Linked DNA regions of Homo sapiens: region 2 is linked to region 1. Evidence: chromatin loops called from intact Hi-C (ENCODE). Cell type or tissue: IMR-90. All regions are shown on one strand. Links, peaks and the distances in the headings refer to the core of each region. The heading gives the core; the rest is flanking DNA.

What was found. Hi-C counts contacts between places; a loop is a spot of excess contacts. Peaks named below come from ENCODE experiments on the same cell type or tissue, not always from the same donor. Only the 100,000 strongest peaks of a DNase experiment are listed, where the experiment ranks them.
Region 2: it touches region 1 in a loop (2.4-fold over the local background); 3 of 110 quality-filtered maps call a loop at or near these places.

The regions. Positions count from the first base shown.
Region 1 is chr2:218,728,358-218,736,674 of GRCh38, reverse strand. All of the region lies in intron 2 of TTLL4 (tubulin tyrosine ligase like 4), which reads right to left. Among named protein-coding and RNA genes, the nearest start is that of TTLL4, 22 kb to the right of the region's middle. In IMR-90, for the core only: no CTCF peak of the experiment used is centred there; DNase peaks (open chromatin) are centred at 2,774 and 4,894; H3K27ac peaks cover 3,017 bases.
Region 2 is chr2:218,802,948-218,811,264 of GRCh38, reverse strand. CYP27A1 (cytochrome P450 family 27 subfamily A member 1) reads right to left here. Exons shown (of 9, transcript NM_000784.4): 2 at 1,498-1,688. Among named protein-coding and RNA genes, the nearest start is that of MIR9500, 16 kb to the left of the region's middle. In IMR-90, for the core only: no CTCF peak of the experiment used is centred there; DNase peaks (open chromatin) are centred at 824, 4,744 and 5,434; H3K27ac peaks cover 612 bases.

The DNA of each region.
Region 1 (8,317 bases), core at 151-8,150:
ACAGATTTAAATTCCATCCTGTGTGTTGGTGGGAAAAAGAAGAAAGGAAATTGAACTAAACACCAGCATTATTTTTACTTAAAGTGACTTTATTTCCAGCAGCCATACTGGGACAGGAGAGTTCAGGGAGTAAGAAGAGGACAGAAGCTTTCTTTACTCCAAAGCCCAGGCTTAAGTTTGGGCTGATCTCAGGGAGGAAGAGCCTGTCTCTTTTGCATCTTCTCAATCAGTGTTTCCTTTAATACAAAACCTGTAAGCCAGCCTTCTGGGTCTCAAACTGTTCAGCATGGTCACTTACTTTCTAAATCAAATTCACAAAATATTCTCCAGTAAGGAAAGGTGGGCCTGCTTTCATGGCAGCATCTGGGGGAAATAACAAAAACTGTAAAAAGTCATTCGTGGCCAGGTGCAATGGCTCACACCTGTAATCCCAGCACTTTAGGAGGCTGAGGCAGGCAGATCACTTGAGCTCAGGAGTTTGAGACCATACTGGGCAACATCGCAAAACCCCGTCTCTACAAAAAATACAAAAATCAGCCAGGTATGGTGGCGCATGCCTGTGGTCCCAGCTACCTGGGAAGCTGAGGTATGAAAAACGCTTGAGCATGGAAGGTGGAAGTTGCAGCAAACCAAGATAGCACCACTGCTCTCCAGCCTGGGTGACAGAGTGAGACCCTGTCTCACAAAAAAAAAAAAAAAAAAAAAAAGGCTGGGCACGGTGGCTACATCTGTAATCCCAGCACTTTGGGAGGCCAAGGCAGGTGGATCACGAGGTCAGGAGTTCAAGACCAGCCTGGCCAGCATGGTGAAACGCTCTCTACTAAAAATACAAAAATTAGCCATGCACGGAGGAGGGTGCCTGTAATCCCAGCTACTTGGGAGCCTGAGGCAGGAGAATCGCTTGACCTCGGGAGGCGGAGGTTGCAGTGAGCCGAGATCGCGCCATCGCACTCCAGCCTGGGTGACAGAGTGAGACTCTGTCTCAAAAAAAAAAAAAGGAGTCATTTGTCTGGGATAATTCTGAATGGAATCCTGACATTCTCATCAAGTGTGTTTTCAGAGTAGCTAGAGGGAAGGAATTTGCAGAGAGGTTTTGTTTTGTTTTGAGGGTCTTGCTCTGTCACCCAAACTGGAATGCAGTGGCACAAACATGGCTCACTGCAGCCTCAGACTCCTGGACTCAAATGATCCTCCCCCTTCAGCCTCCCAAATAGCTGGGACCACAGGCATGCATCACCACACACAGTTGATTTTTTTAAATTTTTTTATTAAGATAGGGAGTGGCGGTATCTCACTATGCTGCCCAGGCTGGTCTCGACTCCTGGCCTCAAGCGATCCTCCTCTCTCAGCCTCCCAATAAACTGGGATTACAAGCCTGAGCCACTGAACCCAGCCCTAGGAGAGATGGTTTTTTCGCTTAAGTTATATTTAAAATGCAAAAATGGGGAGAGTACCTTGTATTCTGATTAACAGTGTAATGGCCAAGGAAGAACTAAGATTCCTGTCTACAGCCACGAATGAATACCACCAACAAACACTGCAGAAGCCATGGGATATCGCCCTCTTTACCTGCAAAGGCTGACCTACATGGACTCTTTCTCAAGGGGAGTACAAAAAATCACAATGCAGCACTGCCAATATTCAAAATGATAATGAGCTAAAAACAGCATAAATGCTAAAACTGGATTTTGAGGCCAGTCACCTCAAAATGAGGTTACAGAAAATGGACCACCACACAAATCCAAACTATGGAAATACCGTGCTTGGAACAATTACAGCGTGTGTTTGTGGTAGAGAAGCATAGAGACAAAGGGAAAAGTCAAATCCTGCCATTCACTTTACGAGACTACAAGCACGCATGCATGTGTATTAAGTACACTCAAAATAATTCATAATCCCGTCACTTAATCCTCTTTCGGGAAGCCACATTTTCCCCACCAATGCAACACAACAGACATACCAAAGTGGTAGGAGAATGCCTAGGGAAATGAAAACTCAGGCTGGTCCCCCTGAAAAACAGCCCCACTATTGATTCCCACGTGCATCATGCTAGCTCAGCTCTTCATTCCCTTACAAGTGCTGTTCCTGGAGCCCTTTCTTCTTCTTCACCCAACTTAAAAAATCAGCTGCAACATGACCTAGGCAGTCTTCCCTGACTCCTGAGTTTGAACAGGATGCCTCACCTCTGCGCATGCCACCATCACTGCTCACAGAACATTAGCTTCAACAATGAACTAACTCATCACACTAGGAGCAAGGAGCACATTCTCCTCCAGCTGATGTCCCCAACACAGTGACTGATACACAGGAAGTGCTCAATATTCTGTTGAGTAAACAAACTGGAAAAGCACAGTAAATGAAGGGGAAACAAACTTGAATACTAGTTTGGGCACCTAATGAATGTCTGGTACCATGCTAGGCATTTTATCCATATTATCTCATTTAATCCTAAAAAAAACCTTACATTCAGTTTACTGATGATGAATCCAAGACTCAGAAAAGTTAAGTAACTTTCCTATAATTAAATAACCAATAAGTAGCAGTGCCTAGATTAAAACTCAAATCTGTCTGAGTCTACAATGCCTATTAAACAGAATGAAACACATATTTAGACTCCATCCCCTCCATTATCTTTAATCTTTAGGTACCAGACAAAAGCCAGGTTGGAAACACTCCTCCATGTTTATACCAAGGCCCTTTGTGGAAAGTCCCTAAAAGCACATCACTGACTTCTCATCAACACCACAGCCAATCCCACTCTCCCTTGTAGCCACAGGCACTCACTGCACAACACTTCCTTTTGCACACACATTGCTCAATGTTTGCCTTGCTACATCCCACCACATGAACCCTCAGTGCCAAGCACATGAACACAAATAGCCCAACACCCAGCTGGCTTGGCTTTTAATCCAAAAGAGGAAGAGGGAGGACAAGGATACATGCCTACCCTCCTCAGAAGCTGCAGGTGGCCTGCTCCCAGACAAAGTGTTAAACAACACACCTGGGCAGGTACTAGAGTAGAGTGGATTCTCTTCTCTCTAAGGTATTCCAGATCTCATATCTCTGCAATGGTCATTTCCCACTTCTTGTCTCCTCTCATAGTCCCTATATGGTTTGCATTTGTGTCCCCACCAAATCTCATGTTGAGTTGTAATCCCCAATGTTGGAGGAGGTGACTGGATCATGGAGGCGGATTTCCCCCTTGCTGTTCTCATGATAGTGAGTTCTCATGAGATCTGGTTGTTTAAAAGTGTGTAGCACCACCCTGCTTTCTCTCTCTCCTGCTCTGGCCATGTGAAGACGTGCCTGCTTCCCCTTCCGCCACAACTGAATGTTTCCTGAGGCCTCCGCAGCCATGCTACCCATACAGCCTGCAGAACCATGAGCCAATTAAACCTCTTTTCTTTATAAATCACCCAGTCTCAGGTATTTCTTTATAGCAGTACGAGAACGAACTAATACAGTCCCCATGATGTGTAGTATAGCAAGTTGGATAAGGGCCACTGTCTTCCTAAAGAAATATGTCTGGACTCAAGGGCCAAGCAGGTGAGAGGATGTTTCTGTAACTCTCTTTCTGGGAAATAGCTCCAAAGTTAGTAAGAGATATCCAAGGTTGGATAAGATGGCTGTGTTAGGAATTACCAAGCAAAGACAAATTTGTTGCATCAGATACTCTGCAGAGAGTAACTTCAAGAATGCCAAGTAAACAGTATCACTCACGACAGTATCACATACAAATGCTCCAACCTAGTTTCAGTGTTTGAGGTTCAGAAGTAGTGTCACGTTAAGACAGGGAAATGATGGTTGCTAAAAACAACTTCCTTCCTTCTCCTTATAGAGATTCCTGATGAGATCAAAACCTCAAATGGTTGGGAGGCAGAGGCCTAACTAAAGCATTCAGGCAGCTTGGGTCCCAGACCCCCAATCACTGCCACAGGTCATCTTTTCCCGCATCCTGCCCACTGCCCTACAGGAATGCAAGTGACAAACTTTAAAAAGCTTCTGAAGACCCAAAATCTAAGAAGTGAAGGAAGTGAGAACCTTGTTTTAAAAGCTAACATAGTGAGTTCTGCCATAAAGTCAAAGTCCAGAGAGGCAAATAATGTCTGGCACCCAGACCCTACCGACAGCACATACTCGAAGGGCAATTTTCAGCAAAGTCATCAAGCCCATTCCCTGTGATATACTCTGCCCTCCTACGATGACACCTGGAAGACCTTTCTCCCAGTGTCCCTTATATTTCTAAGTGTACTGTGATAATGCACACTTTGTGTATATGTGCGCCTCTAGGATCCAAAAGGCAGACTGCTCATCTCCCAGGAAGTATTTTAGGAAGAAACATCAAAAGAAAGACAACAGGAGAAAAGGTATTTACATATGTAGAAGGCTATGTACTGGCTACTACTGGAAGCCCATTTCAAAAACTCCCAACTTAAACAAATCTAAACTTATAAAGAGTAATTGCTGACTATGTAAATTATAAAGGATTAACTACATATTTATACTACTTAAAGATAGCTCAAGACATTCATACTTACTCTCTGTTACTAAGTCCAAAGGATCTACCATCAGCTGACCCTCCAATCAGCAGCTTGCAAGGAACTTACTTTAGGGGCCAATAAATTGACCTCACCTGAAAAATGATATTTTGAATAATCTAACATTTTATGGAGCAATGATCTAATGTGTTTCTTGTTCCTACACAGGATCCCTAGGGAACAGGAGGGCTTAAGGGGCAAACAGGGTATAAACACTAAGCTATAGCAGGCAGAGTTCAAGTTTAGAAGAAAACAAGCCTATTTCTGTAGCTAAATTCCTCAATCTAGGTCCTCCTCACAGCCAGGCTGCATGAGCAGCTACGGCCTTGTGGTGACTCATGACAATCAGAGCACTGATCAGTAGTGAATCACATGCAACTCTGAAACCGCACAGCTGGAATGTTCAGGGAAAGACAAGAGAAAGGAAGTACCATACCCCGACTGAAGTTGTGGGAGGTGAAGTTTAAAAATTCGCATAAAGCACACAAAAAGCACAGTGGCTCCCAGTAAACGTTTGCAGCAAGGTAGTTACAACTCTCATTCTCACTGGCACCAAATGATCTATCTCCCCTCTGCCCCTTCATAAGCTGTGATGAAGGCAGAAAAATACAAGGAATAGGCAACAATTATTCCACTACAAAACTTCAGCGAGGACAAGCAATGTTCTTTTGTAAAACAGAACCGTCTTGTTATTTGGGAGCTTTTGTGAAATTTTTTTTTTTTTTGGAAACAGAGTCTCACTCTGTTGCCCACGCTGGAGTGTAGTGGTACAATCTTGGCTCACTGCAACCTCTGCCTCCCGGGTTCAAGTGATTCTCCTGCCTCAGCCTTCCAAGTAGCTGGGATTACAGGCACCCGCCACGACGCCTGGCTAATTTTTGTATTTTTAGTAGAGATGGGGTTTCACTATGTTGACTAGGCTGGCCTCGAACTCCTGACCTCAAGTGATCCACCCACCTCGGCCTCTCAAAGTGCTGGGATTACAGGTGTGAGCCACCGTGCCCAGCCAATTCTTTTTTTTTTTTTAGACAAGGTCTCCCTCTGTCACCAAGGCTGGAGTGCAGCGGTGTAGTCATAACTCACTGCAGCCTAGGACTCCTGGGCTCAAACCATCTGCCCACCTCAGTCTCCTGAGTAGCTAGGACTACCAGTATACACCACCATGCCTAGCTAATTTTTTACTTTATTTTATTTTTATAGCAATAGAGTTCCACTATGTTGCCCAGGCTGGTCTCAAACTCTGTCCTCAAATGATCCTCCTGCCTTGGCCTCCCAAAGCTCTGGGATTATAGGCATGAGCCACCACACCCGGCATGGTGGTGCACACCTGTAACAGATAGTATTTTAAATACTATCTGTTAATAAAAGCAGCCAGAGCTCCTTGAAAAATGGCTGATTCCAAGGTTGGGGCAGGGAGAGCAGGAGATGGGAATGGAATATTTTGTGCTGCCAAAAAGTAAGGAAGTGGTCAAAATTTGATAGAGACATGTCAAAAGACCATAGATACAGCTAACATCATACTTAATAGTCAATTATGAGATGCTTTTCCTCTGAGATTAGGAATAAGACAAGGATGTCCACTCTCTCCATTTCTTTTTTATTTTATTTATTTATTTATTTATTTACTTTGAGACAGCGTCTCGCTCTGTTGCCCAGGCTGGAGTGCAGTGGCATGATCTCAGCTCACTGCAACCTCCCCCTCCCAGGTTCAAGTGGTTGTTCTGCCTCAGCCTCCCGAGTAGCTGGGGCTACAGGCACGCGCCACCACACCCAGCTAATTTTTTTTCTTTTTTTTTTTTTTTTTTTTTTTTTTTTTTTTTTTTTTGGATTTTTAGTAAAGATGGGGTTTCACCATATTGGCCAGGCTGGTCTCAAACTCCTGACCTCGTGATCTGCCCACCTCGGCCTCCCAAAGTACTGGGATTACAGGCATGAGCCACCATGCCTAACCTCCATTTCTATTAGACCCTATACTAGAAATTCTAAGCAGTTTGACATGGCAAGAAAAAGAAATCAAAGATACACAGATTGGAAAGGAAGAAGTAAAACTGTCATTATTTGTAGGACATATGATCTTGTACATAGAAAATCCTGGCTGGGCACATTGGCTCACGCCTGTAATCCCAATACTTTAGGAAGATGAAATAGAAGGATCACTTAAGACCATGAGTTTGAGAACAGCCTGAGCAATATAGGGAGACATTATCTCTACAAAAAATTTTAAAAATTAGCACAAGCCTGTAGTCCCAGCTACTGAGGAGGCTGAAGTGGGAGGATCACTTGAGCCTGGGAGGTCGAAGCTGCAATGTGCCATGATCACACCACTGAACTTCAGCCTGGGTGACAGAATAAGATCCTGTTTTTTTTTTTTTTGTTTTTTTTTTTTTTAAAAAGAGAGAGAAAAGAAAATCCTAAAACATTTATCAAATAAAAAATCCTACTAGAACTAATAACCAAGTTTAGTAAGGTCACAGAATACACAATCAATACACGAAAGTTAGTTTTAGTTCTACATACTAGCAACAAACAAACAACATGTAAAAATGAAATACACAATTCCATTCACAACAGCACCAAAAAGAATAAAGTATCTAAGAATAGGGACTTCTGGTTCCAAAATGGCAGTGTAGAAGCAAGCTGGCTTCACTCTTCCTCACAGAAAACCAAACACAAATACACAGCACCAAGATTATCACCAGTAAAATCCCAGAACTCAAGTATGAAGAGGAGACCGTTCCTGGGACCACAGAGAAGGGAAAAAATTCTGACAAGGTGGTAAGAAAACTGGACTTCCACATCTGCAGCATCCCCTCCCTCAATCTTCCTGGGACCAAGGACATAGAAAACCTGCCCCCAACTCACAATTTCTAAAGTGGAAAAAGTGATATCAAGATAGACAACCAGGTTGGGCGCAGTGGCTCACGTCTGTAATCCCAGCACTTTGGGAGGCCGAGGCAGACGGATCACCTGAGGCCAGGAGTTCGAGACCAGCCTGGCCAACATGGCGAAACCCCGTCTCTACTAAAAATATAAAAAATTAACCGGGCATGGTGGTGGGCATCCATAATCCCAGCTACTTGGGAGGCTGAGGCAGGAGCATCTCTTGAACCTGGGAGGTGGAGGCTACAGTGAGCCGAGATCATGCCATTGCATTCCAGCCTGGGCAACAAGAACAAAACTATGCCCCCCCCCGCCAAAAAAAAAAAAAAAAAAAATAGACCACCAGCTTCCCTGTCCATGCCTCAACCCACAGAAAGCATCAAGAGTGCCTGAAGAGAGAAACATCCCTAAAGACAGACAGAAACAAAGCAAGGTGGGACTACCATATTCAGCCCTGGACTCTCTGCTCTGTAACTCAGCCAAAGGAGATACCAAATCAGAGTGGCTGTTCAGCAGCACTTCTCTCTATAGGAGGTATGTTCTACAGGTCTCCTGGGCACAAATCCCTAGTCAGCCTTCCCACATTGCCAGGATATTCCTTTTGGGACCTCTACCATTTGGGACCTCCTCCATTTGCGAAGGGCAGTGCTCCAAAGCAGGGTCCCCAACTCTTGGGCCACAGATTGGTACTGGTCCATGGCCTGTTAGGAAACCAGGCCACACAGCAGGAGCTGAGCATTGGGCAAGCGGGCATTACCACTTAGGTAAGCATTACCACCTGAGATCCACCTCCTATAGGCTCAGCGGCAACATTAGATTCTCATAGGAGCGCTCACCCTATTATGAACTGCCCATGTAAGGGATCTAGGTTGCATGCTTCTTATGAGAATCTAATGCCT
Region 2 (8,317 bases), core at 44-8,043, 75 kb before region 1:
TGCTAAGGAGGATGCAATAGGGGTGGAAGGGCAAGAGACTTCATATTTTATTATTGGAATTTCCACGGTGAGTATTACTTTTGAATTTTTAAAACCAATAAAGTTGTATTTTTGTTTGTTTTGTTTTGTTTTGTTTGAGACAGAGTCTCGCTCTGTCACCCACTCAGCTCACTGCAACCTCCACCTCCCAGGTTCAAGCGATTCTCCTGCCTCAGCCTCCTGAGTAGCTGGGACTACAGGTGCATGCCACCACACCCAGCTAATTTTTTGTATTTTTTTTTAGTAGAGTCGGGGTTTCACCGTGTTAGCCAGGATGGTCTTGATCTCCTGACCTCATGATCCGCCCACCTTGGCCTCCCAAAGTGCTGGGATTACAGGCGTGAGCCACCGCACCCAGTCAAATTTTTTTTAATATATATTTTTTCTTTAATGACCTTCAACACCCCACCCCAGGAGCTGCCTTTATTATGTTAAGGGAAAATTGCAAAAAGATAAACTGAAAGTGTTGCTGAAAAAGAAATGAAAACCAGAATAGACCTATTTGTTGGGACTTCACGTTGTTCCAAAAGTAAAACTCTCTCAACAGTAGGAATCGGATATACAGAACTTAAACGTGGTTGTTAAAAAATCACTTGGAGGAAACAATGCTTCATAAAATGATATTTTAAAAATATATATGTTAAAACAAAAATTTGAGAACCCCAAACTTATCATGAGTTAGCAGAATAGCTTTTTTTCCCCAGTCATCTGACTCAAAGATTCACAAAAGAGCTTTTAAATGCATGCATATGATATCATCTATTCAGGAAACTGGCTTTAGAGAAAAAAATGTAAATAGATTACAAAGGGCTCTACATAATGTTTAGCTCCGATTCTAAATCTGAGCTGTCATGTCATAGGTGGCCTGGCCCAGTGAAAACCTGCAACCTAAATCTTACCCTCAGTGGCAGATGTCAAGTTAAAAAGTTTTTTTTTTTTTCTTTTTTGAGATGGAGTCTCACTCTGTTGCCCAGGCTGGAGTGCAGTGGCATGATCTCGGCTCACTGCAACCTCCACCTCCTGGGTTCAAACGATCCTCCTGCCTCAGCCTCCCAAGTAGCTGGGATTACAGGTGCCCACCACCACACCTGGCTAATTTTTGTGTTTTTAGTAGAGACGGGGTTTCACCGTGTTGGCCAAGCTGATCTCGAACCCCTGAACTCAAGTGATCCGCCCACCTCAGCCTCCCAAAGTGCTGGGATTACAGGTGTGGTTTTTGCCATAATTTTAAATGGTGAAAACCACAATGACTTTTGCACCAACCTAATATTTATTAGTGGAGAGCCAATGAATGGTCCCTGGGCTTCAGCACCTCCCAACAACTGCTCTCTAGACCATCAGGCTCAGAGGATGCAGAGGGTACTATTCTGCCGGTTATCCACCTGCCTGCCCTGTGCCCACTGTCTTTCGCCCTGGCCCTCTGGGGCCCTGTTCCAGTCCCTTCAGGCCCCAGCTCACGTGGTGAACGGCCCATAGGTCAGGTCGTGCTGGTCCCGGTGCTCCTTCCATAGCTCCATGTCGTTCCGTACTGGGTACTTGCCCTCTTGCCGCATCACTTGCTCCAAGAGCGGGGCACTGGCCAGGTTCACGTGCATCTGAGGCCCTAAGTAGGACATCCACATTGGACCGTACTTGGCCTTGTAAAGCACCTGTGGAGTTCAATCAAAACTGAATAACTGGGCCAAGCTGGGCAGGTGCTCCCAGGACAGGAGATGAGGTGAGGAAGGGTCTGATGGCTACACAAGAGCAAATGAGCTGGGCAAAAAAAAAAAAAAAAAAAAAAGGGCATTGTGTATGATGTAGGCACCAGGATGGCCTGTTGTTCCAGAGGAAGAGCAAATTTAAAAAATGGGCACACAAGGAGCTAGAATATTAGAGCAATGCGTGTCTGGTGGAACTGGAGGCATTGAGGTCCTTGGAGGAGTGAAAGTTTGGAAAAATGGGCTATATGGCAAACTGAGGTACGTTGAGGTGTATGTTGGAGGCCAGCATTTGAGGGAAACTGAGCCCTTTAGTGAGGTGAGATAGAAAGCCTATAGCTCCTTTTTTTGTATTTAAATCTACTGCAGCTTGCTGTCAATGAAATGATGAATGCCTTATGTAATCAACAAGAAAAAAGAAGACTGATGAGAAAACAGAAAAAACAATAAGCTGGATGAGAAAGTCAGGGTCCAAAAATAAGTAAGTAAGCCATGCGGTATGATATTTATTTATTTATTTATTTCCCATGAGTTTCCTGAGCTTCCATATGATTTTGTCTTTGAAATCTAAGAACATGACAAAAAAAGAAATAAAAAAAAGTACTGGCCATGTTATGTAATATAATTCTCAAATATTTTATCTTAGAATTTCTAAAGCACTTGACGATAGATATCCACGGCCTCTATGAAATTGACATTGCTATGATAGTCTTATAGTTGCTGAAAATGAGAAGGAAAAGAAACACGTTTTGGGGGGTAAAAATTTAAAATAACCCACAAATCCTAAGACTATATTTCCTAGGTAAGTTACACCTACAAACTGAAAGAAAATGAAACACAGTGGTTTCCTGGGCACTTCATCTTTCCTAATCAGTTACTGAAGAGATTTTGAGAGGATCAGAATCGGTTCCAGTATAGAAATTAGGCCAAAGACCTTCTATAAAAGAGACATTACCAATTGTGGAGATGAAATCTATCATTCAAATTACAGAAGGAAACGTCACCCAACCCATAGTCCAGAAAAACTCCAACTTTACTGGATCTTAGTTTTGGTGTTAAAAACTGGATTCTCCTAGGACCAATCCAACATAATTGCCTCCAATATATCACCCATATACCCAGACATCACCTTGAACAAATGGCTGATTCTGCCAGTTCCTGGAAGGACAGTCTTGACAAACCCCTAACATCCATTTAGACCTGTTTCCCATTTCTACCTCCCAGGAACACCTGCCAGTGTGTTCTAATTTTGAACAGCTGATCGTCTGCAAACTGCAGTGAATATGCCTATTTTCCTGGAAGGAAAATATACTGCTGGTAGGACTCCAAAATAACACATCCCTACTTGGAGGACGATTTGTTAATATTTACAAAAGTACGAGCAAATTTATAAACAAAGCATGAGATATCCACATAATGAAATACTATGTCACCTTAAAAAGGGATGAAGAAATTCCTTGTGTACTAATACAGAAAGATATCCAAGATAGATTATGTGAAAAAGTATATCTTTTGCCTAAGAAAGGAGGTCTAAAATAAGAATATATAGTATTTGTATTTGCTTTCATAGAAAAATACTGGATGGATACATAAGAAACTAGTGAAAGTGATTACTGGACCGGGCATGGTGACTCACCCCTATAATCCCAGCACTTTGGGAGGCCAAGGCTGGAGGATCACTTGAGCTAAGGAGTTTGAGATCAGCCTTGGCAACATGGCAAAACCCTGCCTCTACAAAAAAAAAAAAAAATTCGCTGGGCATGGCAGTGTGCGCCTGTGATTCCAGCTACTCGGAGGCTGAGGTGGGAGAATTGCTTGAAGTCAAAGCTGCATTGAGCCATGACTGTACCCACTGCACTCCAGCCTAGATGACAGAGTGAGACTCTGTCTCTAAATAAATAAATATAAAGTGATTACTATGGGAGGGTCAGGGGAGCAGCGGAGGGGGTCAGACTGCTTAGTGTGTATCATGTTCTATTGTTTGAGTCTTGAACTATGATAATGTATTACCTATTCAAATTTTTAAAGTCTAAAGGTACAAAAAGAAATGTTTTCTGAAACAGTAAGTCACCTGACATTGACCAGATAGTTCTAGAAGGCAGGGAATCCTTGCTGAGCCTCTGAATTCCTGTAAATACTCCTTAGATTTATAAGTGCCCCAGCCATATCATTTTCCTGTGAGTGAGTTTTGTTTTTTTCCTTAAAGGTTGCTTTTTAAAAAATACTTTACATACACATCTATTTTCCTCTATTAAATTCCCTAGGAGGGCCGGGCACAGTGGCTCACGCCTGTAATCCCAGCACTTTGGGAGGCTGAGGTGGGCAAATCACAAGGTCAAGAGTTCGAGACCAACCTGGCCAACATGGTGAAACGCCGTCTCTACTAAAAATACAAAAAATTAGCTGGGCATGTTGGTGGGCGCCTGTAATCCCAGCTACTTGGGAGGCTGAGGCAGGAGAATCGCTTGAACCCGGGAGGAGGAGGAGGTTACAGTGAGCCAAGATCATGCCACTGCACTCCAGCCTGGGTGGCAATGTGAGACTCCATCTCAAAAAAAAAAAAAAAAAAAAAAATTCCCTAGGAGACCTGTCCTAAAAGTAGGCTTAATTTGTTTCCAGTTTAAGACATTAACAATAATAATTGCACGTGTTTCCATAGAGCTGACCATGAACCAGACACTGTTCCAAGAATTTTACTTATATTAGCTCATTCAATCCTCACTACAGCTGTTTGGGGTAGGTTTAATATTACCACAATTTTGCCGATGAGGAAACTGAGGCCCAAAGAAGTTGCTCAAGGTCACTTTATCATTAAGTAGCAGAGTCAGGATTCAAACTCCAAACACCTGGCTGGAGGCCATGCTCTGAACCACTTACTCCACGGATCCCTGAGAAAACAACTATGTCCTTCTAACTGGAAACAAACGTAGGCCCTTGAAAAGCGTGTACTATTTTAAAACCACAATATTATGCAATAACAACCCAGGATTACTCAACTGTGGCACTGTTAATACTCGGAGTGGATAATTCTATGTTGTAGCCGACAGTGGTGTGCGTTGCCGGGTGCCTAGCAGCATTCCTGGCCTCTCCCCACAAGTACCGCACCCCCTCTGAGTTGTGGCTACCACAGATGTCTCTAGACATTTCCAAAATGTCCCCTGGGGGATGAAATCACCATAGATTGAGAACTACTGCAATAAGTCCAGCCTCTTAATATGTCTCCTAATTCTTTAATTTTAGAAGACCTGTTTAAAACAAATATATACCATTTTGAAGAAATATTTTTCTAAAGTTTGGTTTCTTATCCTTCTGTTAAGTTGAAGTAAACTTATGTATAACATTTTAATAAAAATCTGAACAGCAGTTATCTCAATGGTGGTAAACAGTGCTTTACAAATTAACTTACTTTCTTCTCTATACTGTGATTTATTTTTCAAAAATTTTTTGCCACGTTCTTGGAATCAGCAGAAAAAAAGTTATATTTTTAAAGTAGAAAAACAATACCAGCTTCTTTCCTGGAATCCAAAGCCTCTGAGACTACTTCCTGGCTGTCAGTATGGAGGTTTCTGGGACATTTCTCCTTTTAGCTAAGCCATGCCTTCTTCCTTCATGCTCCTCAGTTAGTTTACTTAGTGGAACTTAACAAGGATCTACTTATGTAAGAAGTTATTTTAGAAAGACAGCAGGATACTTGCTGAGAGATGCGTGCTGTGTCTGTGATCCTACCATTAGATCGTAACCTGAGCCAGTTGGAAAGTCCCAGCATTCTCGGATGGGTCCTGTCTAAGAGCCACTTTGCAGAACAAAGATCATCTTTCAGGATGAATGGGAGGGTTAGCCCCCACCTGACAAAACTCCAAAGCAGGAGAATGTTGAATTCATTCAACATTCATTTATGAATCTCATGTCCTGTTCCTCCTAGGGATACAGCAGTAAGCACAGCATAAAAGACCATTCTTAAGGAGTTCTTATCCTAGTGCATGGGCCAGACAGTTGAGAATTTGATTACATATGTTCCTAAACAGTTTTCTAATTATTTTGCGGATGTCTTGTCTCTTCAACTAAATTGAAAATCCTCATGGGTGAAAACCATGTCATACTTCTTTATGACATCCCAAATTGTTGGGCACACTGCTAAGCACATTAATAAGACACTCAGTACATACTTAACAGTTGTCAATGAATCCAGCAGAAAGAAACATGTTGCAGACAATGCAAAGAACATGAGAGAGACAGAGACAGACATAGAAAGGGGGTGGGGAAGAGGATACGTAGGAAACTTGTTAACAGTAGCTCGTCTAGAGTTTTAAGAACCTGGAAGAACAATCTGAAAGGAAATTAAGAAAATAATTCCATTTACAATAACCTCTGTTTTGGACTGAATGTCTGCACTCCCCTCAAATTCTTATGTTGAAACCCTAAACCCCGTGTTGCTGCATTTGTTGATGGGGCCTCTAAGGAAGTAACTAAGGTTAAATGGGGTCATAAGGGTGGGGCCCTGATCTGATAGAATTAGTGTCTTCATAATAGGAGACACCAGAGAGCTTGCCCTCTAGGGCACAGGAAGAAGGCAGCCAACTACAAGCCAGGAAGACAGCCCTCATCAGAAACCAACCACTGGCACCCTGATCTCTCACTTCTAGCCTACAGAACTGTGAGAAAATAAATTTGTTGTTTAAGCCATCCAGTCTGTGGTATTTTGTTATGGCAGCCCAAACAGACTAATGATAGTATCCAAAAGATAAAATACCTAGGAATACTTTTAACCAAGGAGGTGAAACATTTGAACACTGAAAACTACTAGACACTGCTGAAGGAAATTAAAGACCTAAATAAGTGGAAAGTCATCCATGTTCATGGATTAGGAGACTTAATATTGTTAAAACAGCAGTACTCCCCAAGGCAAACTACAAATTCAATGCATTCCCTTTCAAAATTCCATAGCCTTTTTGCAGAAATGGAAAACCTGATCCTAAAATTAATATGGAACTGCAAGGGGCCCTAAATAGCCAAAACAATATTAAAAAAGAAAACAATGTTGGAACATTCCCATTTTCTGATTTCAAAACTTACTGCAAAGCTACAGTAATCAAAACAGTAAGTTACTAGTGTAAGTGTAGACATATAGACCAATGGAATACAACTGAGAATTCAGAAATACACTAGAACATCTACAGTCAACTGATTTTTGACAAGGGTGCACAGACCATTCAATGGGGAAAGAAAGTCTCTTCAACAAATGGTACTGGGACCACTGGATAACTAAATGCAAAAGAATGAAGCTGGACCCCTACCTCACTCCATATACAAAAATTAATTCAAAATGGATCAACAATCTAAAAAGAAGAGCTAAAACTATAAAACTCTGAATAAAATATAAGGGTAAGTCTTCATGACCCTGGATATGTCAATGAATTCTTAGATTTGATAACAAATGCATGAGGAATTTTTTTTAAATAGATAAATAGTTCTTCATAAAAATTAAAAACTTTTGGCCAGGCATGGTGGCTCACACCTGTAATCCCAGCACTTTGGGAGGCCGAGGTGGGCAGATTACCTGAGGTCAGGAATTCAAGACTAGCCTGGCCAACATGGTGAAACCCCATCTCTACTAAAAATACAAAAATTAGGCAGGTGTGGTGGCGCATGCTTGTAGTCCCAGCTACTCGGGAGGCTGAGGCAGGAGAATCACTTGAACCCGGGAGGTGGAGGCTGCAGTGAGCTGAGATTGCACCAATACGCTCCAGCCTGAGCAACAGAGTAAAACTCCCATCTAAAAAAAAAAAAAAAAAAAAAAAAAAAAGACGGGGGCACGGTGGCTCACACCTGTAATCCCAGCACTTTGAGAGGCCGAAGTGGACAGATCACGATGTCAAGAGATCGAGACCATCCTGGCCAACATGGCAAAACCTCTTCTCTATTAAAAATACAAAAATTAGCTGGGTGTGGTGGCGTGTGCCTGTAGTCCCAGCTACCTGGGAGGCTGAAGCAGAAGAATTGCTTGAACCTGGGAGGCAGAGGTTGCAGTGCCAAGATCGCACTACTGCACTCCAGCCTGGCAATAGAACGAGACTCGGTCTCAAAAAAGAAATTTAAAACTTTTGTGCCTCGAAGGACATTATCAAGAATGTGAAAAGACAGCTTATAGAACGAGAGAAAATATTTGTAAATCATATATCTGATAAGGGTTTAATATCCAGAGTATACAAAGAACTGTTACAACCCAACAACAAAAAGACAAATTCAGTTTAAAAATAAGCAAAGAATGGCTGGGCGTGGTGGTTCACGCCCATTATACCAGCACTTTGGGAGGCCAAGGCAGGCAGATCACTCGAGTCCAGGAGTTTGAGACCAGCAATTCAAGACCAGCCTGGCCAATATGGCAAAACCCTGTCTCTACTAAAAATACAAAAATTAGCCAGGCGTGATGGCGCACACTTGTAGTCCCAGCTACTTGGGAGGCTGAGGCATGAGAATCACTTTAACCCAAGAGGCAGAGGTTGCGGTGAGCCGAGATCAAACCACTGCACTCCAGCCTGAGTGACAGAATGAGACTCTGCCTCAAAATAAATAAATTA